Regions from separate parts of the Homo sapiens genome. Here regions 1, 2, 4, 5, 6 and 7 are each linked to region 3. Evidence: chromatin contacts called from ENCODE Hi-C or POLR2A ChIA-PET data. All regions are on one chromosome and are shown on one strand. Each heading gives the region's core, a stretch centred on a gene start or an enhancer-like site at or near the end of the contact. The rest is flanking DNA. Distances are from core to core; before and after follow the strand shown. Region 1 holds the start of SPAG4 (sperm associated antigen 4). Region 2 holds the start of ASXL1 (ASXL transcriptional regulator 1). Region 3 holds the start of RALY (RALY heterogeneous nuclear ribonucleoprotein). Region 4 holds the start of SCAND1 (SCAN domain containing 1). Region 5 holds the start of TM9SF4 (transmembrane 9 superfamily member 4). Region 6 holds the start of MMP24-AS1-EDEM2 (MMP24-AS1-EDEM2 readthrough). Region 7 holds the start of PHF20 (PHD finger protein 20).

Region 1 (2,856 bases), core at 111-2,610, 1.6 Mb after region 3:
CAGCCTGGGCAACATAGCGAGACCCCATCTCTACAAAAAATACAAAAATTAGCTGGGTGTGGTGGCGCAAGCCTGTAGTCCCAGCTACTCGGGAGGCTGAGGCGGGAGGATTGCTTGAGGCCGGGAGATGGAGGTTGCAGTGAGCTGAGATCATGCCACTGCACTCCAGCCTGGGCAACAGAGCGAGACTCCATCTCAAAGAAAGAGAGAAATGAAATATATAGCATGTTAGTGACACGTGCTGAGGAGAAAAACAAAACAGGGAAGGGGGATAGAAACTGGTATTTGCTAAGTGCAATTTTAGATGGGGTTTTCTAGGAAGTGCTGTGACGTCATCACTTGCTTTAAAAGAGGCCAGGCGCAGTAGCTGACTCCTGTAATCCCAGCACTTTGGGAGCCCCAGGCAGGCGGATAACCTGAGGTCAGGAGTTCACGACCAGCCTGGCCAACATGGTAAAACCCCGTCTCTACAAAAATACAAAAATTAGCCAGGCATGATGGCGGGTGTCTGTAATCCCAACTACTCGGGAGGCTGAGGCAGGAGAATCGCTTGAACCCGGGAGGCGGAGGTTGCACTGAGCCGAGATTGCACTACTGCCCTCCAGCCTGGGCGACACAGCAGGACTCTGTCTCAAAAAATAAAAATAAAATAAAAATAAAAATGCTGGGCGCAGTGGCTCATGCCTGTAATCCCAGCACTTTAGGAGGCCGGGGCGGGTGGATCACCTGAGATCGGGAGTTCAAGACCAGCCTGACTAACATGGAGAAACCCCGTCTCTACTAAAAATACAAAATTAGCCAGGCATGGTGGTGCATGTCTGTAATCCCAGCCACTCAGGAGGCTGAGGCGGGAGAATCGCTTGAACCCGGGAGGCGGAGGTTGCAGTGGACCAAGATCGCGCCATTGCACTCCAGCCTGGGCAACAGAATGAGACTCCATCTCAAAAAAAAAAAAAAAAGAAAGAAAGAAAGAAAGAAAGAAAGAAAGAAAGAAAGAAAGAAAGAAAGAAAGAAAGAAAGAAAAAAACTGTTATAGACTGAGTGCCATTTTAGATGGGGTTTTCTGGGAAGTGCTGTGACATCATCGCTTGCTGTAAAAGAGGCCGGGCGCGGTGGCTGACGCCTGTACTCCCAGCGCTTTGGGAGGCCGAGGCGGGAGGATCGCTTGAGCCTAGGAGTTCGAAGTTACAATGAGCTATGATCAGGCCACTGCACTCCAGCCTGGGCAATGAGAAAGACCCTGTCTCTTAAACAACAACAAAGTCAGAAGGAGAGGCTGCCATGGCTACGGCTCCAGGTGACGTCACGGCCAGCTCCGTGACGCGCGGCCAGGGCAGCCCGCGGAGACCGAGGCTCCTCTGTGACGTCAGCAGCCGGCCGGGACACAGCGGGAGGGCAGGTGCGGCCGCGGGGCCTGCCGACTTCACGCAGGGTCCGTGGGGTCCCCGCGGCGCGCAGCGGCTGAAGGAGGCCCCAGGGCCTTGGCGACCGCAGCGGCGGCTTTAGCGTCAGTGACTAGGCAGCAGGGGGTCAGGATGCGGCGAAGCTCCCGCCCGGGCTCGGCCTCGTCCTCGCGCAAGCACACGCCCAACTTTTTCAGCGAGAACAGCTCAATGAGCATCACCTCGGAGGACAGCAAAGGGCTCCGGTCAGCGGAGCCCGGGCCTGGGGAGCCCGAGGGCAGAAGAGCCCGGGGCCCGAGCTGCGGTGAGCCCGCCTTGAGCGCGGGAGTGCCCGGAGGAACCACATGGGCAGGAAGCTCTCAGCAGAAGCCAGCGCCTCGGAGCCACAACTGGCAGACAGCCTGTGGCGCGGCAACCGTGAGGGGCGGGGCCTCGGGTGCGGGCGGGGTCGACCCCGGGTGAGCCAGTGGAGGGGGCGGGGCCTAAAGGGCGGTGCTGGGCGGGGACGGGGCTAAGATGATATCTGGGCACCTCCTACAAGGTGGGTCCTGTAGGGTAAAGGGATGGTGCTAAATGAGATCCCTTAAGGGGCGGAGCCTCGGTGTCCTGGACGGTTATGGGAAGGGGCGGGGAAAATCTTGTGGTTGGGTGCCACTGAGGGGGCGCGGCCTCAATGTTAGCGTGAGTGGCTCCCAGGACAATTGGGTTCCACCAAGATCTAAGGCTGGGGGCGGGTCATCCGTTTGGGGGAGGGACCAACTCTTTTTTTTTTTTTTTTGCAACGGAGTTTCGCTCCTGTTGCCCATGCCATGCAATGGCATGATCTCGGCTCACCGCAACCTCCGCCTCCCGGGTTCAAACGATTCTCCCGCCTCAGCCTCCCGAGTAGCTGGGATTACAGGCGTGCGCCACCATGCCCGGCCAATTTTTGTGTTTTTAGTAGAGACGGGGTTTCTCCGTGTTAATCAGGCTGGCCTCGAACTCCCGACCTCAGGTGATCCGCCCGCCTCGGCCTCCCAAATCGCTGGGATTACAGGCGTGAGCCACCGCGCCCGGCCAGGAGACCAACTCTTGACGGAGCCTCCCTGAGGGGCGGGGCTTCAGAGGGCGGAGCTGGAGCCGGGATAGGGCTGCGGTGGGACCAAAGCCTGTGAGAGACTTCCCAGCTGTCTGGCTTGTGGACTGAGCAATCTGCGGCCCGGTCTCGAGGGGAAAATAGGTCTGTGGTCCGCAAGGCCCCAGTGGAGCCCTTGGGTTCCCGCAGAACCGACTGGGTCTCCAGTAGTCTCTGAGGAGCCGCTCGACCTTCTCCCGACCCTGGATCTGAGGCAGGAGATGCCTCCCCCGCGGGTGTTCAAGAGCTTTCTGAGTACGGGCCAGGCCAGCTGCGATCCCCTCTGACCCTCGGGTTCCCCTCTCCGAACTCCAGTTCTCTCTGAGCCCCCGGCCCCCG
Region 2 (2,812 bases), core at 210-2,709, 1.6 Mb before region 3:
TTTTAAGAGGTGTCTTATTCTAACTTGCAGTCTTTTCCCTTTGTAGGATTTTGCTTACCGGACTCACAAGTTTTCTGTGACCAGTATTAGAAGCAGAAAACACTGAACCCCTTGGCGTTAGAGTTTGGGCTACACCATAATGGTCTCCTATCAATACTGGCTCTCGCTACGTGTTAACATTAGGGAGTGGAGAGTGTGTTTCCTCACCCAGGGAAACCGTTTAAATGTGGCCACTGATCCTGCCTTCATAGTTTTTAAGAGCTGGCATCAATCCAACTCCGGACGGACTCTAGAAATGTTTCTGGACAACGACTGAACCTATAGTTACAGAAAACCTATGTGCTGGGCGCTCTGAATTTCATTTCAGGTTCTAAAACTAAGGCTCAGAGAGGCTAAGTATATTGCCTATTGTTTCTCAGCTGGTAATAACAGCTACCATTTATTAAACATTTGCTCTATGCCAGGCGCCATATCATACGGACCTGATAATGTCAAGATCTCCCTTCACATCCTCTTCCAATCTGTCAAGAATTGTATGTTAATTTTAATTCCAATAATGCCATGAAATACAAGACAAATGCAGATCAGAAAACTGAGGCTCAGAGAGGTTGAGTGGACAGCCAGGGAGTGACTCAGCCAAGATTCCAGTCTAGGTCCGCTGGACTCCAGGGCCTGAATTCTCTCCAGGGTACTGCCTCTAAAAACGCCCTCAGGTGCATTCTGGTCAGTATGGCCCCAGAGTCCAAGTTCTTTACACGACCCGTCAACATATCACCAAGTTCCTAAGAACGCTCTAGGCTGCTGGTGCAGGCTCTGCAAATACACAGCGGCCTGAAAGCACAGGAAGAAATGAAGAACCGTCTAAGTCCATCAGCCGTGGAATAACCGTTTTACTGGTATGAGGGTCTTTTTGTCTCATTATTATGTGGCAGTGAGTCATTTAGAGGTGACCAAAAGGGAAAGTCCTGCCTCTCGTCCCCTACGAGAAGTGTAGGTAAGAACCGTTTAGGCGAGGAGAAGCACGAAGTGGGAACTGCGAGTCGAGCTCCCCATCCTCACTCCCCACCCGCACCCGCCAGGAGGTCCTGAAGCAAAAAGCACCGAAGGGGTTAAGGGTGGCCGGGGGAGCCCAGCCACCGCCCCTTCCCAGCATCGCCTCCCAGAATCCCGCAGGCCCCCAGCCAGTTCTCGCACCTCGCGAGACTCCACCCAGCCCCTTCCCCGAACAGCGACCCGTCCCCGTTCCTAGCTGAGGTCGGTGCTAGGCGGAGGACGCGAGAGGGAGAGCGGAAGGGGGCCGCCGGGCACGCCGGGAAGTGTGGTCCACGCGCTTCACGCGGCCATATTCTTCCGGAGCGGGGGAGGCCAGAGAGGCCGTTGGGACTACGACTCCCAGGCGCCCTTTCGGTTTGTTTTTGTTCAAAAAAAAAAAACCCCACACTCCCCCTCCTCACTCTTCACACACACTCACACACACCCACGGCAGACACGCACGCACCCGGGCGCCGAAGGGAAAGCCGCGTCTCGCCCTCCCGCCCCGCCGTCGGTCCTGTCTCAGTCCCTCAGCAGAGCGGGAAAGCGGAGGCCGGAGCCGTGACCTCTGACCCCGTGGTTATGCGGAGCCGCCGCATTCCTTAGCGATCGCGGGGCAGCCGCCGCTGCCGCCGTGGGCGACTGACGCAGCGCGGGCGCGTGGAGCCGCCGCCGCCCCTCCCCCACCGCCGCTCTCGCGCCAGCCGGTCCCCGCGTGCCCGCCCCTTCTCCCCGGCCGCACCCGAGACCTCGCGCGCCGCCGCTGCCACGCGCCCCCCCCACCGCCGCCGCCGCCCCAGCCCCGCGCCACCGCCCCAGCCCGCCCAGCCCGGAGGTCCCGCGTGGAGCTGCCGCCGCCGCCGGGGAGAAGGATGAAGGACAAACAGAAGAAGAAGAAGGAGCGCACGTGGGCCGAGGCCGCGCGCCTGGTGAGGCGGACAGCCGAGGGGGGCTCCGTGGGGCCCGGGGTGGGGGGGGCTCGCCGCGCACCCCCCCACTGGGGGGGGAGGGGCAAGGCCCTGCCCACCGCGGGAGGGGGCGGGGCCATCTTCCTTTAAGAACGGGACAGCCCCGCAAGGCGAGGGGTGGGGAGCGCTCCGCCGGGATGGGATGTGGCGCCTTTTTCCGCTCGCCCTCGCGCCCCCCCCGCCCCGCGCAGCTAAATTCCGGCGGAGGGGCGAGCTGGCAGGCCGGCTCCTCCCACTCTGGGCAGCGGGGTCCCGCGTCCCCTCCCCCACTATTTGGCAGCGTCTGGGGGTCTGGGGCAGCTTCGTTCATTCACCCGGGGGAGTTGGGTTTCCGGGAAGGGTCGGAAGCTCCTCCCTCGCTTCCTGGTGGGTAATGGGGTGGTGCCTTTGACTCCGGGGGTGGAAAAGCGACCCCACATTCAAGGACGCCAATGGCATGTTGAGCTTTCCCAATCTAAACCAGGTGCGTGGAGGGAAGCAAGTGCTTACTCCCAGCTTGAACCCTGAGCAGCGGTTCTCTAACTTTAGTGTCCTGTGGGCGACACCTGGGAGGCGGTTAGGAACGCTACTCCTAGGGCCCTTCGTAAGACCTGCTGAGCCTCAGGGTCTGGGATAGAGCCTGGGAATCTGCGCTTTCACCAGCTTCCCAGGTGATTCAAACGCAGTGGCTCACGGACCCCACTTTGAGAAACGCAGACTGGGCTGTTTGCCTTCAGAAGCTGGACTGGAAATTGGTATTTTGAGGAGAACTGAATCCACTTTGCAAAGAATGTATGTTGGACAAAGACAAAGTATCTCTGTTGGGAGACGTT
Region 3 (2,995 bases), core at 496-2,995:
GCTACTTCTCACCCCCGTCAGGGAGGAGCCAAGACAGGGTTTATCCTCAAATGCAGATCCCCTGAGGTCAGGAGTTAGAGCCCAGCTTGGCCAACATGATGAAACCCCGTATCCACTGAAAATACAAAAATTAGCCGGGCATGGTGGTACACGCCTGTAATCCCAGCTACTTGGGAGGCTGAGGTACAAGAATCGCTTTGAACCCAGGAGGCAGAGGTTGCAGAGAGCCGAGATCGTGCCACTGCACTCCAGCCTAGGCGACAGAGCTAGACTCCGCCTCAAAAAACACACAAACAATGAACAGACAAATAAATGACAGAACAAGAAGACAAACTAGAGAACATCTTGAGACAAGGTGTTCAGGGAAGAGTTCTTTTGAGAAGGTGATATTAAAGCGAGTTTGGGGAAGAACGTCCCAGGCCTTGCGCTCAGGGTCGTCAACTCTTTGATTTCTCTTCCTTTTGAAGCAGGGCAGGGAGGTCATCAAACAACAGAAGGACAATTATAACTGCTGGTATGGCAAAGCCAGGACTCTGAATTCAAACTCTGCTCCATTCTCAGGAATCCCGTCTGTTAAGCAGGTTCTGGGGAAGCGATGTGAGTCATGAAATCACAGGTCGGAGGAGGCATCGAGAATATGGTCAGTTCTCAACTTTCAGGGAAATCCATAGCTGAGGAATGAAGGACAACGGGCTTCTCGTGCTCTCACTAGGAAGACTGGTTCACCGGAGGCTGGAACACTGAAAGTGAGAAATCCCGACAGGAGAAATGTGTAGGAGAGAGGACTAGCACCTGGATCAAGTTATAAAACATCTCCTGCATCTTTTTCGGAGATCACCCTTAGCGCGGCCTCTCCGCCCAGTCCCAGATTAGGCAGCGAAGAGCGACCCTCACCTTGTCTAGGTGGCACGTTCCTTAAAAGCGAAAGGACCAGGAGTTTCTTCCTGCCTCGTCTCTTCCGGATCCCTCCTGCACCGCCCACAGCCTGCAGATTTGAGCGCCATCTCCAGGCCCCGCCCACCTCAAGCACCACCCCTCAGTCCTTCCTTGGGGCACGCCTCCTTCCGGCACCCGCCCAGAGTAGCCACCCCCGGGGCCCCTCCTCCCCTCCCTGCTTCCGGGCCCGCCTCCTTCAGGCCCGCTTCCATCTTCCTCCCACTCTAAGCTTCTCTTCAGCCCCGCCTCCCTCCACCCGTGGCTCCGCCCTCTGGGCGATTCTCCATTTAGCCCCGCCCACAGCATCTCCTTTCAAGCGCTGTCCTGGTTCCCGGCTCTCCATCTCCTGCACGGCCTTCCCCACTGGTCCGGCGACCCTCTTCCCAGGGCCTCATCACCATCTTAGCTCCGCCCCTACTTCGGCTCCAAACCTGTGCAAGCTGCCCTCTTCCCGCCCCAGCCCCGCCTCCCCAAGCCGCGTCTCAGTCCCTCCTCCCTTTCAGGCCCCACCCTGGCCCCGCCTTCCTCCCGTCCCCGCCGAAGCTCTGGACCTTTCCAAAGCCAGGCTGAGAGGGTGGGGAGAGCCCATGCGCCTGGGAAGCCGGGCTGTTTCTGGGCGGGGCTGCAGACTCCTCGTGCTCGTGTCACCGTGTCCTTCCCAGGAGACAGAGAAGGAGGAGAGCCCGGAACCAGGGCCGGAGCGGCGGGCGGAGCCGAGCTGCGGGGAGCCGCTCCGGGTGCCCCCACCCCCGCGCGCCTCAGTGGTGCCGGCCGAGGGCAGGGCTCGCGGTTGCGGGGCTCGCGCCGCTGTCAGTGCGGCGGGGCGCGCGAGCGGCGCCAGCTCGGGGCAGCGGAACCCAGAGAAGCTGAGGGGGCGGTAGCGGCGGCGACGGCGACGACGACGACTCCCGCGCGTGTGCCCAGCCTCTTCCCGCCGCAGCCGCCCTTTTCCTCCCTCCCTTACGTCCCCGAGTGCGGCAGTACCGCCTCCTTCCCAGCCGCGCGGCTTCCTCCAGACCTCTCGGCGCGGGTGAGTGGGGACTGCGGGCGTCTCCTTAGGGGTGCGGGGAGGGTGTGTGCTTTGTGCCTTTCCGTTCACTCACTTCTTCCGGCAGGCCGCTGCCTATTTTTAGAAACTTATTTCTGCCCTTCGGGGAGTCCCGGGAGCCCGAGTAACTCTAGGCCCCCTCCGCCGCTCCTTTCTCCCACTCGGACCCGCCGCCCCGGGTCCCCGGCCCCAGCCCTCCGCGCCCGGTCCTGCTCCCGGCGTTCCCTGTCTGCTCTCTCCGCGGGCCAAGTCTGGGCCAGTAGTTGGCTGGGTGGGCCCGCGCCCGCTCGGAAGTTGGAGTCTTTTGTGCTCGTGCCCCGCCCCGCCCGGCGAGGGGCGGAGGGAGGGGAACGGAGGCTGCTCCGGGGAGGCCGCAGGCGGGCCCGGCCGCGGCTGCTTCCGGCTCTCCTAACCCGGACTGGGTCTACGGGCTCCCGGAGGCGCGCAGAGCTTGTCCTGCCTCGGCTCCCGCCTCTTCTGGGCTCTTTGCACGCCTTGGGCTCGGAGAGAAACAACAACGGGCCCTCGAACTGGGGCCGTATCCGCGTTTCACTCAGCCTCCTTGGCGGCCGAGTCTTAGTTTGCCTCTCGGTGACATGGGGGGAAAGAAGGAAACTCGCTTTGCGGGGTGTTCGTGGATTCAGGGAGGGAACTAATATGTGAAAGAAGTGTTTAACACCGACAGGGAACATTTAATGAGACTTCACCCAGGAACTTCCCAAGCCTTATTTCATTTAATGTTCACAACGGCCTTCTGGTTTATCCTCATTTACAAAAGCAGAAATTAAGGCGCAGAGGGGTCAAGTAATTTTCTCCAAGTCACAGTAGCCACAGAAGTGCAAAGGAGTGGTGCCAGTACCTATTATTTATTAATATTTCCTGGTGTGAGCATGTATCATCTCTTAGTGCAGAGGGTATTTTTACCTAGCCTTGGGTCACACCATTTAATTAGGGGCATAACTCTGGGTTTTCCCTGACTTCTGGGCCGTTGTCCACTATACTGTGGATGAA
Region 4 (3,067 bases), core at 234-2,733, 2.0 Mb after region 3:
CTCATTATTTGCCAAATTCTTTCTTCCCTTTGTAAACGATTATGCTAGTTTAAACACCAAAAGGGAGCCAGCCGGAGAGACATTAAAATGAGTAGCTTCAGTAATGTAAATAATCCATTACTTCAACTAGTTCTGCTTTATTCCTACCACAGGCCTAAAATTTGGCAAGGAAGTTGAGCAAGCCTGGCGGCATAAGCCAGAGCTCACAAGAACTAGCCTATCTCTGTGAAGGTGTGCAGTAAACACTTCACATTAAAATGGCCCAGTAACTTGGACATTTTGGGAAGCCTGTACCCAAAGGGCAGGTGCAAGTTGGTGCCCATATTGGTATAGAGGTAGCCAGTTAAGTGAGCATTTAATAGAGCCAGCTATTTTGCGTGTAAGAAACCCAAGTGGGTCCTTGGGAGCCCAGGTGAAAAACTTCCCATGTGTGGTAGAGGGATAACCTAGGTTCAGTCAACATCTAAAGATCCCACTATAGCCAACGAAGGCCTTATTGTTACGGACTCCCAACTTCGTTTCGCCACCAGCCAGAAAGGCGGTAGGAAACAGGCTTGGTAAAATAAACCCAATAAGAACGAATGAAAGAGACACACCAGACCACAGGCGCTGCCAAAACTCATTTTTCATTAACACGGGGTGGGGTCCCAGGCTCAGGCCCCCGGGCCCGATCATGGCCCCAGTCCGCACAGAGCGCCCGGCCCTGGCCGCCCGCAGCTCCACCGCTCAGCCAGTGATGCGCACATCCGTGCGGCGGCGGATCCGCCGGGCCCGAGCCGCCTCGGGCAGGATGGCGAGCAGCTGCTCTTGCACCAGCATCTCCACGATCTGCTCCTTGGTGCGGATGTCAGGCCGCAGCCACTGGCGGGACAGCTCCCGCAGCTGCCGGAAAGCCTCCCGGGGACCCGCCGCATCCTGGTAGCGGAACTGCCGGAAACGCTGGCGGAACGTCTCGGGACCGAGTCTAGAGCCGGCGGGGCCTGGTGTGGAGCGCGCTTCAGCTTCGGCCTGAGGCGCTACGCTCACGGGTGCGGGCCCGAGAGGCAGCTCCAGGGCCGCGGAGGCCGCAGCTCGGGGCGTAGGGATGGCTTCAGGGACCGCGGCGTTGGGACTGGAAGGCTCAGGGGCAGGCGGTGAGGCCTCTGGCAGCGAGGAGCCCACACAGTTACGCTCAGGGGCTGAGCTCGAACCGGCTCCTTCCAGTTTCTCCGGTGGCACCGCCGCGGGACTCCCAGTGGCCGCCAAGATCGGCTCCGTAGCCGCCATAACTCCAGCTCCGGGCGTCACTCTTTGTCCGGTAGCTGTGTGCTCAGCACTGCGTCTGCGCGGGGGTGGGGTGAGCAGGGAGACGTTTCCGGTTAAAGGGCAGAGCTCGCGTCACCCTTGAGGGAGTCGGACTCGGGACCGGCCGAGAGTGTGCGGAGCTTACCTGCACCAGCGAAGCGCCTGCGGCAGCCGGAAGCGAAAGTCTCTGGCTTCTCTGCGTCCAGGTCGGCGCGCGAGCACCCGGAAGCCGCTTGCGGGCTCCCGGAAGCGGCGCCCTCTAGCGTTCTCGAGTCGCATGAGGCGGCTGCTGCCCTCGCGGTGCGGGAGGGCGAGCTGCGCGTGGCCTGGGCTCCTTCCGAATGGTGGCGCCTCTGAGCGCCAGTTCGAGGAGGAGTCGGAGGAGGAGCCTGAATGTTTGGAGATAGACTTCAAGTCCCGGACCTTATCCGTGCGCCGCTTCGGTTTGCAGGTGACCTTTGCGTGCGGGCGCCCCTTCTGATTGACCCTGATGAGCTGTAGCTCTGATGGCCCCTCCTTCGGGAATGATTAGGGTGACGGCTGGCCGGGGCTCGTTCGAGTGGCGCCCGGCCGGTGGTGACCCGAACAGGAGAGCGGGACGGCGACCATTCTCTCGGGAGGGGCCCATCTGGAGAAAGTCCTCTCGCTTGGTCAAACTAGGAGGGCGATAGCACCGGCCTTACTGCGACGATGACAAAGTACAACACACCGTCTGGCGCGAAGGAGATGCTCGAGAACCCTTTGCTGTTGTTATTTTTCGCGTGTCCTCCGAAACCAAGGGAAATGCGGCTCTGTGGGTTCTGTTAACGTCAGCATTTAATAAGTGAACTCTAAATGCATTGCCCCTTATGGTGGCCGCTGGCCTCCTGAGTTGACTCAGCTCTTGCAACGTAGCTAGTTGATAACCCTCGAAATATAGCGAATTGAGATGTGCTATATTGTAAAATACGGGACTTAGTACGAAAAAACTGATGTAAAAATTATCTCAATACTTTTTAATACTGATTACATGTTGGAATATAATGTTTTGCATATATTGGGTCAAATAAAAATGTTATTAATTTCACCTGTGTTTTTACTTTTTAAATGCAGCTTCTAAAAACATTTAAATTGCATGTGCAGTTTACATTATATTTCTGTTGAGCAGCCTTGGGTTAGAGTGTTGGAGTGAGGCTACCTTGGTGGAATCCCCTTTGACGATACCCAGCTCAGAGTTGTTAGGAGGATTAAATAAATTAAGCCGTTGGAGAGAAAGGGCTTTTAAGAAGTTTGCTCTTGTTTTTATTAGGTAAACTGCTTGCTATCTCTGAGCTACTGTTTTCTTATCAGTAAAATGTGGATGTAATAGAACTTACCTCTCAGAGGTAATTGAGAATTCAGTGAGATGATGTAGGTAAAAGCACGTGGCCCTGACAGCCCTCGGCCAGGTGGTTTTCTGTTTGGTAGCTGACTCACAAATAGTTTTGTTTTTGTTTTTGTTTTTGTTTTGAGACTGAGTCCTCCGCCTACCGGGTTCAAGCGATTCTCCTCCCTCCGCCTCCCGAGTAGCTGGGATTACAGGCGCCCACCACCACACCCGGCTAATATTTTATATTTTTGGTACAGATGGAGTTTCACCGTGTTGGCCAGACTGGTCTCGAACTCTTGACCTCAGGTGATCCACTCTCCTCAGCCTCCCAAAGTGCTGGCATTACAGGCGTGAGCCACCGTGCCGGGCCACAAATAGGTTTTATATCCTCATTTTACAGAAGGGGAAACTGAGGCCCTCAAAGGACAGGGGCCT
Region 5 (3,180 bases), core at 280-2,779, 1.9 Mb before region 3:
CTTAGCTGGGCAGTTCTTTTGGTCCACATGGTGTTCATGAGGTTATTCATGTAGCTGCATTCAGCTAGTAGCTCAGTGGGGGTTGGAATGTCCAAGATGACTTCAGTTACATATTATAGTGCTTAGCTGTAGTTTCTAGAATGTCTTGAGGAGTTGGCTGGGCCTCCCTCTCTCTCCAGGTGCCTTTCCAGCAGAGTAGCTACACTTCTTTATAACCAAGAAGGTAGAATCAGACGTTTTCAATCCTCTTAAGGCCTAGGCTCAGTACTGGCAGAATCACTTGTAGCACATCCTATTGGTCAAAGCAACCAACATGACCAGCCAGATTCAACAGGAGGTAAAACAGAGTCTATCTCTTGAGGAGAGAAACCGTATGCTCATCATGCAAGGACGGACAGAACTACGTGGCAGCCATCTTTGCAGAAAATCCACCACAGTGGTGCCCATAGGTGGGGATCAGAGTTCAACTGTCCCTTGCCCCCTAGAATTAGATAAAAAGAGTCTAATGAACTGTTAGCATAATGCTAAGTGCTGCAGCACACAAAATGCTCGGCAAGTGCTGATGATTATTATTAATCATTATTATTCTTTTAATAGCTTTTTTAAAACAGTCTAAGATAGCACTGGTACTGTATTCAGTTTAAAGTGATATACATGGGTCAAATGAACTTTGAGTTCTTTCCCAACCTTAATACCATGATTCTTTGAGTCTCTTTTTCACAGATTTGGAAACTGAGGCTTAGGAAGATTGCGTGACTTGTCTGGAGTCACACACTAAGCTAGTGCATGACGTCCACATTCAGAGATATCTCCCTCCACTGAATATGCTGGTTTTCACTCGTTCATTTAAAAAATAATGTATTGGGCATCTACCACAAGCCCAAAGGAGTATACATAAACATATACTGACAATTATTTATTGAATACATCCTATGTAATACTGTGTCACTGAATCCTCATCACAAGCCTATGATGAACCAACCCCCTTCCCATTTCACAGATGGGAATGAGGAAGAGCAAGGTAAAAAACGAACAAACAAAAAAACAGGGTCCACCCTCATGGGGATTACAGTCTACTAAAGAGGATATAGGATAGTCAAACAAATACTTAAAATCAAACAAATACTTAAATATATAATTACAAATTATTCTTGGAGTCGTACTGCTCTTGGAGCCCCAGTGCCCACCCTTTCCCTCAAATCAAGGTCTCAGGTAACCCTGGCAATGGGTCTTCCTGCCAGTAGTAAAGATGGCGCTGAGAGCACGAGCGCACTTTCGCACACCCCCATTACCCACAATGCAGCGGGAATAAGGGAGGCTCAGTTTCTGCCAGGAGCTAATATGGCTTCCTTAGTTACACCGTTCTCTCTCTTCACCTAATCAGCGACCTTACTTTCCCAGACCAGACTGTCGAGCAGGAGCTAAGACTCCTTTTCCCCTCTGCTGACCGCCACTACAGGAGCGGTTGAAGCCAGACGACCACCTTGTGGAGTTAAACTCCGTAACCAGGGAGCACCACTTCCGCTGACGTCATTACGGCGACACGTGGATCCAAGATGGCGACGGCGATGGTGAGTGAAGGAGACTCCGGGAGCGGGAGCTGGAGCGGGGCCCTCCGGGGTATCCCAGGATCTTCCAGCACCCCATGCCTGGCCCTGAGCCACCTCCGGGACCCCTGACTCAGGCCTGAGGGCTACCTCTGACTGGGCTTGTCTTCCCCGAAATCCACCTCCCTGGCCCTGCCCCTGCACTCAGGCTTGTGAAGGCCCCGAGTTTTGGGGGAGGCGCCGTTTCGGAGGAAGACCTCGGCTGCTGCCTTCGCCGGTTCCCATTCTACTTTTGGTCTCCGCCCACTGTGAGCCCCATTTTCCATTTCTCACCTCCCTGTCCTGACCCCTCTGAAGACCCCCTCCCGTTATTCTCATCCTTGCTCCTCCCCGTCACGTCCAGACCCTGCTCTCCCCGCCTCCCCACCATCATAACCAGTCCGCAGATGTGACCTCTCCTCTGACCACCCTCCCAGCCCAAGCGCTGCCTCAGATCCTTTTCAGAGCCCTGTCCTCACTTACACTCATAGCTGTCCCCATCGCGCACCCCCTTGACTGCCGCTACCCCAGAGCTTGCCTTCACCTACCCCACCCCCATCTTTCATCCCTAGAGGCTTCCCTGCCCTTCCTGTCTTCTCTCAGTCAACTCCCTGCCCCTCTCTTAGGGACCTTTTACCCTGTTGGTTCTCAAACTTTACTGTGCATAAGAATCTCGAGGTGTGTAGGGGGAGGCATGCTAAAAATGCAGTTTCCTGAGCAGCCCCACTCCCAGAGATTCTAATTCCATAGGGCTAGGTGATGCCCAGGAATCTGCCCTTTTATAAGCACTCTAGTGATTATATAGTGGAGGTGGTCTGTGAACTACGTTTTGAAAAACACTAATAGCCCCACCTCACTGCTCTCCTTCCCATTCCCCAACATGGCCACACAGCTCGTTAGGGATGAAGGCTCTTTATTATGAAGCTATATGTTGGGATGAAGTCTGTGTGTGGATGAGGGTGGAGGTAAAATAGCCATGCTTGGAAGTTGGGTCAGAGCTTGCGGGCTCCTGGTGCAGAACCTTGGAAGTAAATCTTTGAAGGACTGGCCCTTTTTCTAAAAGTTTAGTTCAAATTCTGCTTGTCAAGAGACCAGAACTAAAATTGAAGTCACTTAGTCCAGAATGATTTCCTGGGTCTTCCTGCATACTGCCTCCTCAGCAGATAATTTCGTCCGGGGAGTGAATGACAAGGAAGACTCAGAGAAAAGGAAATGACATTTGACTTTAGCAAAGGAAGATTCTGGCTTAAATAATTTGGTGTTGGTTTTCTCCAAACAGGGATATATTATTGACTGGTAGCAATTTTCCCTCCTTCTCTTAGCTGACTGAGAACTTACCTTTGTTTAATGAGGGATTCCTTATTTAGAACTTCAGAGGTCAGGTAAAAAGATTTCATGGCCTTACCTGGTTTCTGTGGTTTCAGACTTCAGGCTGAACCACGAGTGGGGCAAATCCTCAAAGTAGTATGTTGAAACCTACATATATGTATATATATTCTGGTACCACATTCAGAACAGAGATAGTGTAAGAACTTAAAAGGAAATCACACCCTCTCTTGCTATAAGGAAAACATTGAGTAAAGTGGTATTTACG
Region 6 (2,940 bases), core at 93-2,592, 1.3 Mb after region 3:
CCTAGAGGCTTCCAATCTCAGATTCTCCTGCCTGTGGTCATCTGTTTGTCCATCACCCCAGGACAGGGCAGACAGAGGGGCAAAGCACTGGGGGCCCCAGAGCCTAGCTTCCCCTCAGCCTGGGGGACATCACAGCATTTCAGTGTCAGTCACATTTTAAACTGATCAGCCTTTGTATAATGTTTTTTAAATCATTTCTAAATAAAACAGAAATACAGAGTGTGTCATTTCCCTGGGATGAGGGAACAAAGATCAGGTTCCAAGAGTAACCTTAGGACGCTCTGGGAAGAGAACCGGGTCCTTTGGGGTGTCTGGGAGCTGCCCACCCATCTCCTCTGCCAGACCGGCGGTCAGATAGCCTCCCTCTACAACAGGCTGGCCCTGGGGGCCCAGGGTTATTGGGGTTCCAGGAACACAGCCTGATGATGCCTCCTTACGATCCAGGATGGAGAGCAGCCCCCCCAGGAGTATGGGGAGGGTCACTGTGGCACGGGCTTCTCCATGACCTGGGACATGACCTGGGACACATAGTCAAGAGCACGGTTATCAGCAATACAGATATTAATAAAAGGCAGACGAAGTCAGGAGGTCAGCAACTTTGCGGGCTTACCAGGAGGCCTGTCCTGCCTCTGGAAGCCAGCGACAGAGAGGGATGCCCCCGACCCAGCCAGCCGGAGAAAGGGATGGGGTGGTCACGAAGGTCTGAGCTGGGTCTGGGTGTAGGCTGGGAAGCAGGCTGGGGTGTAGACTGCGAAGGCGGCCCTGCCGGGACTTCTTTCCAGTCCCCGGCGACCTCTTCGAATTCTCTGCTATCTCTGGGGAGCCTCGGGTGGGAGGGGGTGTAAGAGACGCAGGGACGTGGGGAGAGGAGACAAGGCAGGCAAGAACCACAGGGGACGGCGGACAGACGGGCGACATCCTGCGGAGGACGCCGTCAGTACCAGGAAGTGCAGGCGATGAGGAAGCGCACGTCGTCCAGCGGCCCCCACGGGCTGGGCTCGGGCTGGGGCTGGGGCTGGGGCTGGGGCTGGGGCTGGGGCGGATGCCGGGGCTGTTCCGGGCCCTCCGGCGCCGCAGGCTGGGGCTGGGGCTGGGGCTGGGTTTGCGCAGGCTCCGGGGCGCCGCGGCCGCCGCTTAGCTGAGCCCCCATGGTCTGCAAGAAGAGAAGCCCTTTAAGGTCTGGGTCGCCGGGACACCCCGCTAGGGCCCCGCCCCGGCTCTGCCCTCACCTCTCGCAGCCAGACCCGCGGGTCTCCCGGAACCCACCTCGGCGTCGGGAGGAGCTGGCGCCGTGACGCCACCACCGCGTACCGACCTCACCCTCCGTGCGTTGGAGCGGAAAGAAGGGACTCGACCCTGTGCTTCGGGGCGGGGCTCCGCGACCGTCCCCCGCCAATCCCGCCCCAGCGCCTCAAGGCCCCGCCCCGCGCAAGGGGACGGAATGCACCCCAACAGCCTCCAAGACGCCCAGGCCAGGAGGACGCTGGGAACCCGCTGCCCCGCCCCACGCCCACCCAGGAAAAGACCTGCAACCTCCATCCACCTTAGTCAAAGAATGCCCCGAAGCCAGATGCCCCAGAGCTCTCACAGGGGACTTGCCCAGCTCAGGGGAAAATCGGAACGGACTCTCTGCCTTTCAAGGCCAGAGAAGACCGGCGCAGAAGTCGGGTGAAAACTGTGAGAACTAGACCGGGCGCCGTGGCTCACGCCTGTAATCCCAACACTTTGGGAGGCCGAGGCGGTGGGTCGCTTGAGTTCAGGAGTATAAACCAGCCTGGGCAACACAGTGACTTCGTTTCTACAAAAAAATAAACGAGGCGAGAGGATCGCTTGAGCCCAACAGGTCAAGGCTACAGTGAGCCATCCTTGCGTCACAACACTCCAGCCTGGGTGACAGAGGGAGACACTGCCTCAAAAAGAAAAAAGAAAAAAGGAGAACTGTAGTGGAGAGTGTTTCTTGCCCCAGGATGAAGCCTCACATCCTGATGGTAGAGGAGAAGGGAATGGCGTGTGTGGAGGTGGTGAACTGGGTTGGGTGTGTGTTGTGTTCATCCCACCCTATCTTCCCAGAATGCTGGAACAACTGGAGAGTGCAGGGATTGTACACAGGCTGAGGGCCCCAAACATCACATTCAGAATGGCCCGGAGGGAACTGCACTTTAATGGGGTGGCACAGGACAGCAGAACCCTCAGCCAGCAGCCACAGGGCCTGCCAGCCAGCACAACAGAGCAGGTTTTTGCAGTAATGATAGATCCAGGCGATAAGCACAGGTGGAAAAGGGTTGGGTGCCCAGCCCCTCAGTCCCAGTGAGCTCTCTGCCACCTCCCTGCCAGCATCCGGTACAGATTGGGCGGAATGTGGAGAAGGTTGGCCACAGTCCAGAGCCAGGAGCCCATGGAACAACTTGGAAGGTGACTCAGGTGAGGCTGAAGAGAAAGGAAAGCGCACGGTCAGTAGCTGTTTCACAGAGCCCACCTCACTCTCAAGTGAGGTGCCTGCCTCAGCCCTCATCCCGGGACCAGCTCTGACAAGCTGCTCAAGCAGCTACTGCTCTAGTATCCTAGCCCTGAAAAACCACAAAGATGAGGATTAGCAGATGCTCAAGAAATATTTTTTGAATATGCTGGCTCTTATCTGCTCAGCAGTGTACAGATATGCTCTCACACTCGAGAAGCTACCAGAACAAACTGGTAGGCTCCCATTCTAGATGACATCTTTTCCCCATACTCTCAAAATGCAAGTTAACCCCCAACCCTGAGCAGAAGAAAGGAGAGGCCCCAGGTACCTGTCAATGAGGGAATCCCGCATGCTGGTGGCAATGGTGCTAGGCTGGGCTTCATTCAGCTTGAAGACACTCTCCACCACTGACAGCTCTGTGCTGGTTGTGTCCAGGCCACAGAAGGCACACCAGTCATTCACCACCATCCCAGCAGCAATCA
Region 7 (2,798 bases), core at 31-2,530, 1.8 Mb after region 3:
GGGCTACAGAGCGAGACTCTATCTCAAAAAAAAAAAAAAAAAGTGGCCAAGTACGGTGTTAATTCCAGCACTCTGGGAGGCTGAGGTGGGTGGACTGCTTGAGCCCAGGAATTCAAGACCAGCCTGGGCAACATCGTGAAACTGCGTCTCTACAAAAAAATGCAAAAATTAGCCAGGTGCACACCTGTGGTTCCAGCTATCTGGGAGACTGAGGTGGGAGAATTGCTTGGGCCTAGGAGGTGGAGGTTATGAGGAGCCGAGACTGCGCCACTGCACTCCAGCCTGGGTGACACAGTGAGACCGTGTCTCAAAAAAAAAAAAAAATTAGCTAGGCATGGTGGCATGGGCCTGCAGTCCCAGCTACTCAGAAGGTTGAGCTGGGACCACAGGTGCGCACGTTCACGCCTGGCTAATTGTTGTATTTCTTGGAGAGACGGGGGTCTAGCTATGTTGCCCAGGCTGGTCTCGAACTCCTGAGCTCAAGTGATCTACCCACCTCAGCCTCTCATAGTGTTGGGATTACAGGCGTGAGCCACTGCTCCTGGTCTCATATTCTTTTGGGGTGGCTTCAACTCCGACCTTCGTCCCCAGAGAAAATACAGCTCCTTATCCTTAGCAGCAATTGGAAACCTTTCTAGGAGTTAATGATAAAGTGGGGGAGAAATGAGTGCAAAGGCTCTGAGATGAGAAGAACCTGGATTGTTAGCGGAGTTGAAGGACACTGAGAATGTGGGGGAGCTGGATTCGTGAGGATAAGAAAGCAGCAGGTCAGGTCCAGACTTTGAAGAGCCTGGTAGATAGTCTAGGTGAAGAGTTAGATCTTAATCCGGAGTAGGGAGGGAAACGAGCTTTGAGCAGGGGATGGCGTTTTGAAAAGACCTCTCTGCCGGTGTACGAAGAATGGATTAGAACGGCGAAGAGTAATAGGGTGGAAACCATCTTCATCTTGGAGAGAGATGGTGGTCGCTTCGATGGAGAAATGGGAAGCTTTGAGACGCATTTAGGTGGCAAAATTAACGGGTGATGGATAGCGTCCATTCCCCGGCTTCGGTGATCTCAGTGATTACGAGTGAGTGGGGACTTCGTGTTCCTGCTAGGGCGCGGGCCTGTTTCCCGCGCGTCAGGGTAGTGGGCGTGGCCTGCGCAGGCCGTTGCCACAGTGATCGGGCAGACGGGGCAGGGGGCGGGGCAGCTGGGACCTTACGTCACTCGGTGGTGGCGATGATGCGTGTGTGTGGGGGGCGGGGCATACGCTGGGCGCGTCCCGGGGGTCACGTGGTGCAGAGCACGCAGAGTCCTTCTGTCGGTTGGTCCTGGAGCGGCGCAGCCGGAGTGGGGCCGTGAGGTGAGCTCGCGGCCAGGCGAAGCCGGCCGGCCGGGCCGGGTTGGGCCGGGCCCGCGCTGCGCGCGCGCCGTGCGGGCGGGGACGGCGACGGACGCCACCGCTGCTTCGGTCCCCTGCCCGGCCCCGCTCCCCGCCTGGCCCCGCTCGCCCAGCCTGGAGGGAGGCCCTGGGACTGCTGCTGAGAGCGTGGCGGGCGTGCGAGCGGTGCCCAATCCCCGGGGCTACCCGCAAGAGTGGCGGCGGCTGCCGCCAATCAGCGCCGCCCGAGGGGGCTGGGCCGTGGGGTGCGGGCCCGGGGCGCGGAGCGGGCCGTGTTGGGGGTGCGGGTAAGCCCTAGGGCCCGAGCCTGAGCTGTGTGGGCACCTAGAGCCTCATCAGCAGCCTCTGCTATTGCCTTGCGCTTTGGGAATATGTTTTTTAAAATTGGCTTTTTTTATCCTATTCTGGGGAGCACATTCCTTTCTCAAGACCCCAAATATGGGAGTGTCCCTTTTCTCTATAGTTTTGAAAACTGGGCGGCACACCCCCTTTCTTAAGCTCTAGCTCTGGAATTTTATCTAAATTTCTAAAAGCCCTCCCCCCCCCAAATTTAGGGCGTACCCTCTTCCGTCAGCCCCCAAAGTGGGAGCACATTCCTTTTTTCGGGCCTCCAATTTGATTCTGCATTTCCGTTCCAATTTAGAGGTTCACCCTGTTATCGGGTCCTCAGATCTGGGGTCCATTAGCTAAAGTTTTGGGATACTTTCTTGTATCCCCTCTACTCCAAGGAAGAATTCCCCTTTTCCAGGTCCCAAATCTGACAGCATGCCTTCTGGAATTTCTTACATTTAGGGGCCACTTCCTTTCCTCAGCCCTTCAAACCTGAGGTTGGGCCGAAAACAATGTCCAAATTTTGAAGTTTATGGGTACTTATTTCCAGTTTCACAAATAAGGGAATTCACTGCCTTCTCCCGAGACTGTATTATTGGGGTTACACACTTTTCACGTGTTCCCCAAATCAAACTACCTTATTTCCTGAAGGAGACTCATTTTCATATCTGGGAGTATATTTGTTTCTTGTGCCCCCCAAATGTACGAGGTGAACCCCTTTTAGTTATACAACTCTCAGAGTGCAGCCACTTTCCAGATGCTTCTTAAATTTGGGGGGCACACCTTTTTGTGAGTCCTCTCATTTCCAGGTGGCGAGTGGTCTGTGGTTTTGAGCATGCCTTCCTACCCTGTTTAGCTTTTCTGTCATCCAAGACATTTTCATTCCTCAGTTTCCTTCCCTTTTTGGAGCCACACTCCCCTTGAGGTGCTTTCCCCAGTCTGGTCAGTGCACCCATTTCCTCTTCCTCTGGCGAGTGCGTATCTTTGTTCAGCACGGCACTTTTCTCTGTGCTTCTGCGGGCTTTTCTTCTGAGCACACTTCCCAGAGTCACACCTCCTGAATTCTCCTCTCCTCCCAGGGAAG

Evidence for each region. Hi-C counts contacts between places; a loop is a spot of excess contacts on that map. ChIA-PET counts read pairs that join two places held with the same protein, here RNA polymerase II (POLR2A). Pooled maps may share reads with other maps.
Region 1: a map of CD14-positive monocyte shows a loop between it and region 3 (13-fold over the local background). The contact joins the promoter of SPAG4 here to the promoter of RALY in region 3. A Hi-C loop is called at or near these places in 3 of 168 maps with a recorded cell type or tissue (CD14-positive monocyte, CD4-positive, alpha-beta T cell and naive thymus-derived CD4-positive, alpha-beta T cell), 1 of 37 single-sample maps with no recorded cell type and 14 of 50 pooled maps.
Region 2: a map of GM12878 shows a loop between it and region 3 (15-fold over the local background). The contact joins the promoter of ASXL1 here to the promoter of RALY in region 3. A Hi-C loop is called at or near these places in 2 of 168 maps with a recorded cell type or tissue (GM12878 and gastrocnemius medialis) and 13 of 50 pooled maps.
Region 4: a loop to region 3 is called in a map of CD4-positive, alpha-beta T cell, with 5 times the contacts of the local background. The contact joins the promoter of SCAND1 here to the promoter of RALY in region 3. A Hi-C loop is called at or near these places in 2 of 168 maps with a recorded cell type or tissue (CD4-positive, alpha-beta T cell and naive thymus-derived CD4-positive, alpha-beta T cell), 1 of 37 single-sample maps with no recorded cell type and 11 of 50 pooled maps. POLR2A ChIA-PET finds 5 or more read pairs at or near these places in 8 of 52 experiments (CD4-positive, alpha-beta T cell, CD4-positive, alpha-beta memory T cell, CD8-positive, alpha-beta T cell and 5 more).
Region 5: a loop to region 3 is called in a map of naive thymus-derived CD4-positive, alpha-beta T cell, with 17 times the contacts of the local background. The contact joins the promoter of TM9SF4 here to the promoter of RALY in region 3. A Hi-C loop is called at or near these places in 1 of 168 maps with a recorded cell type or tissue (naive thymus-derived CD4-positive, alpha-beta T cell) and 8 of 50 pooled maps. POLR2A ChIA-PET finds 5 or more read pairs at or near these places in 1 of 52 experiments (PC-3).
Region 6: a map of CD8-positive, alpha-beta T cell shows a loop between it and region 3 (15-fold over the local background). The contact joins the promoter of MMP24-AS1-EDEM2 here to the promoter of RALY in region 3. A Hi-C loop is called at or near these places in 1 of 168 maps with a recorded cell type or tissue (CD8-positive, alpha-beta T cell), 2 of 37 single-sample maps with no recorded cell type and 10 of 50 pooled maps. POLR2A ChIA-PET finds 5 or more read pairs at or near these places in 5 of 52 experiments (B cell, Caco-2, HepG2 and 2 more).
Region 7: a map of CD8-positive, alpha-beta T cell shows a loop between it and region 3 (17-fold over the local background). The contact joins the promoter of PHF20 here to the promoter of RALY in region 3. A Hi-C loop is called at or near these places in 1 of 168 maps with a recorded cell type or tissue (CD8-positive, alpha-beta T cell), 1 of 37 single-sample maps with no recorded cell type and 7 of 50 pooled maps. POLR2A ChIA-PET finds 5 or more read pairs at or near these places in 1 of 52 experiments (activated CD8-positive, alpha-beta memory T cell).

Annotation. Positions count from the first base shown.
Region 1 is chr20:35,614,469-35,617,324 of GRCh38, forward strand. It overlaps SPAG4 (sperm associated antigen 4), which reads left to right and starts at 1,361. Exons shown (of 12, transcript NM_003116.3): 1 at 1,361-1,839; 2 at 2,668-2,772. The coding sequence starts at 1,536. RefSeq lists a silencer at 1,407-2,136 and an enhancer at 2,567-2,836.
Region 2 is chr20:32,356,872-32,359,683 of GRCh38, forward strand. ASXL1 (ASXL transcriptional regulator 1) reads left to right here and starts at 1,460. Exons shown (of 13, transcript NM_015338.6): 1 at 1,460-1,961. The coding sequence starts at 1,905. RefSeq lists silencers at 1,710-1,759, 2,000-2,159.
Region 3 is chr20:33,992,166-33,995,160 of GRCh38, forward strand. It overlaps RALY (RALY heterogeneous nuclear ribonucleoprotein), which reads left to right and starts at 1,746. Exons shown (of 10, transcript NM_016732.3): 1 at 1,746-1,966. It overlaps RALY-AS1 (RALY antisense RNA 1), which reads right to left and starts at 2,202. Exons shown (of 2, transcript NR_109886.1): 1 at 2,040-2,202; 2 at 323-740. RefSeq lists enhancers at 647-726, 663-1,189 and silencers at 967-1,216, 1,387-1,496, 1,677-1,806, 1,867-1,916, 2,137-2,466.
Region 4 is chr20:35,953,019-35,956,085 of GRCh38, forward strand. It overlaps SCAND1 (SCAN domain containing 1), which reads right to left and starts at 1,484. Exons shown (of 2, transcript NM_033630.3): 1 at 1,430-1,484; 2 at 606-1,321. The coding sequence starts at 1,266. The coding sequence ends at 727. It also overlaps a transcript of CNBD2 not described here. RefSeq lists enhancers at 1,002-1,081, 1,202-1,461, 1,542-1,741, 1,842-2,051.
Region 5 is chr20:32,108,185-32,111,364 of GRCh38, forward strand. It overlaps TM9SF4 (transmembrane 9 superfamily member 4), which reads left to right and starts at 1,530. Exons shown (of 18, transcript NM_014742.4): 1 at 1,530-1,571. The coding sequence starts at 1,557. RefSeq lists enhancers at 847-2,046, 1,049-1,793, 1,451-1,630, 1,794-2,536.
Region 6 is chr20:35,276,780-35,279,719 of GRCh38, forward strand. MMP24-AS1-EDEM2 (MMP24-AS1-EDEM2 readthrough) reads right to left here and starts at 1,343. Exons shown (of 15, transcript NM_001355008.2): 1 at 1,267-1,343. MMP24 (matrix metallopeptidase 24) reads left to right here. Exons shown (of 9, transcript NM_006690.4): 9 at 1-219. It overlaps MMP24OS (MMP24 opposite strand), which reads right to left and starts at 1,343. Exons shown (of 2, transcript NM_001355003.2): 1 at 1,230-1,343; 2 at 1-1,153. The coding sequence starts at 1,150. The coding sequence ends at 935. It overlaps EIF6 (eukaryotic translation initiation factor 6), which reads right to left. Exons shown (of 7, transcript NM_002212.4): 6 at 2,787-2,940; 7 at 2,139-2,427. The coding sequence ends at 2,418. RefSeq lists enhancers at 473-572, 693-862 and silencers at 993-1,212, 1,303-1,522.
Region 7 is chr20:35,770,735-35,773,532 of GRCh38, forward strand. PHF20 (PHD finger protein 20) reads left to right here and starts at 1,281. Exons shown (of 18, transcript NM_016436.5): 1 at 1,281-1,345. RefSeq lists silencers at 1,349-1,728, 2,733-2,798.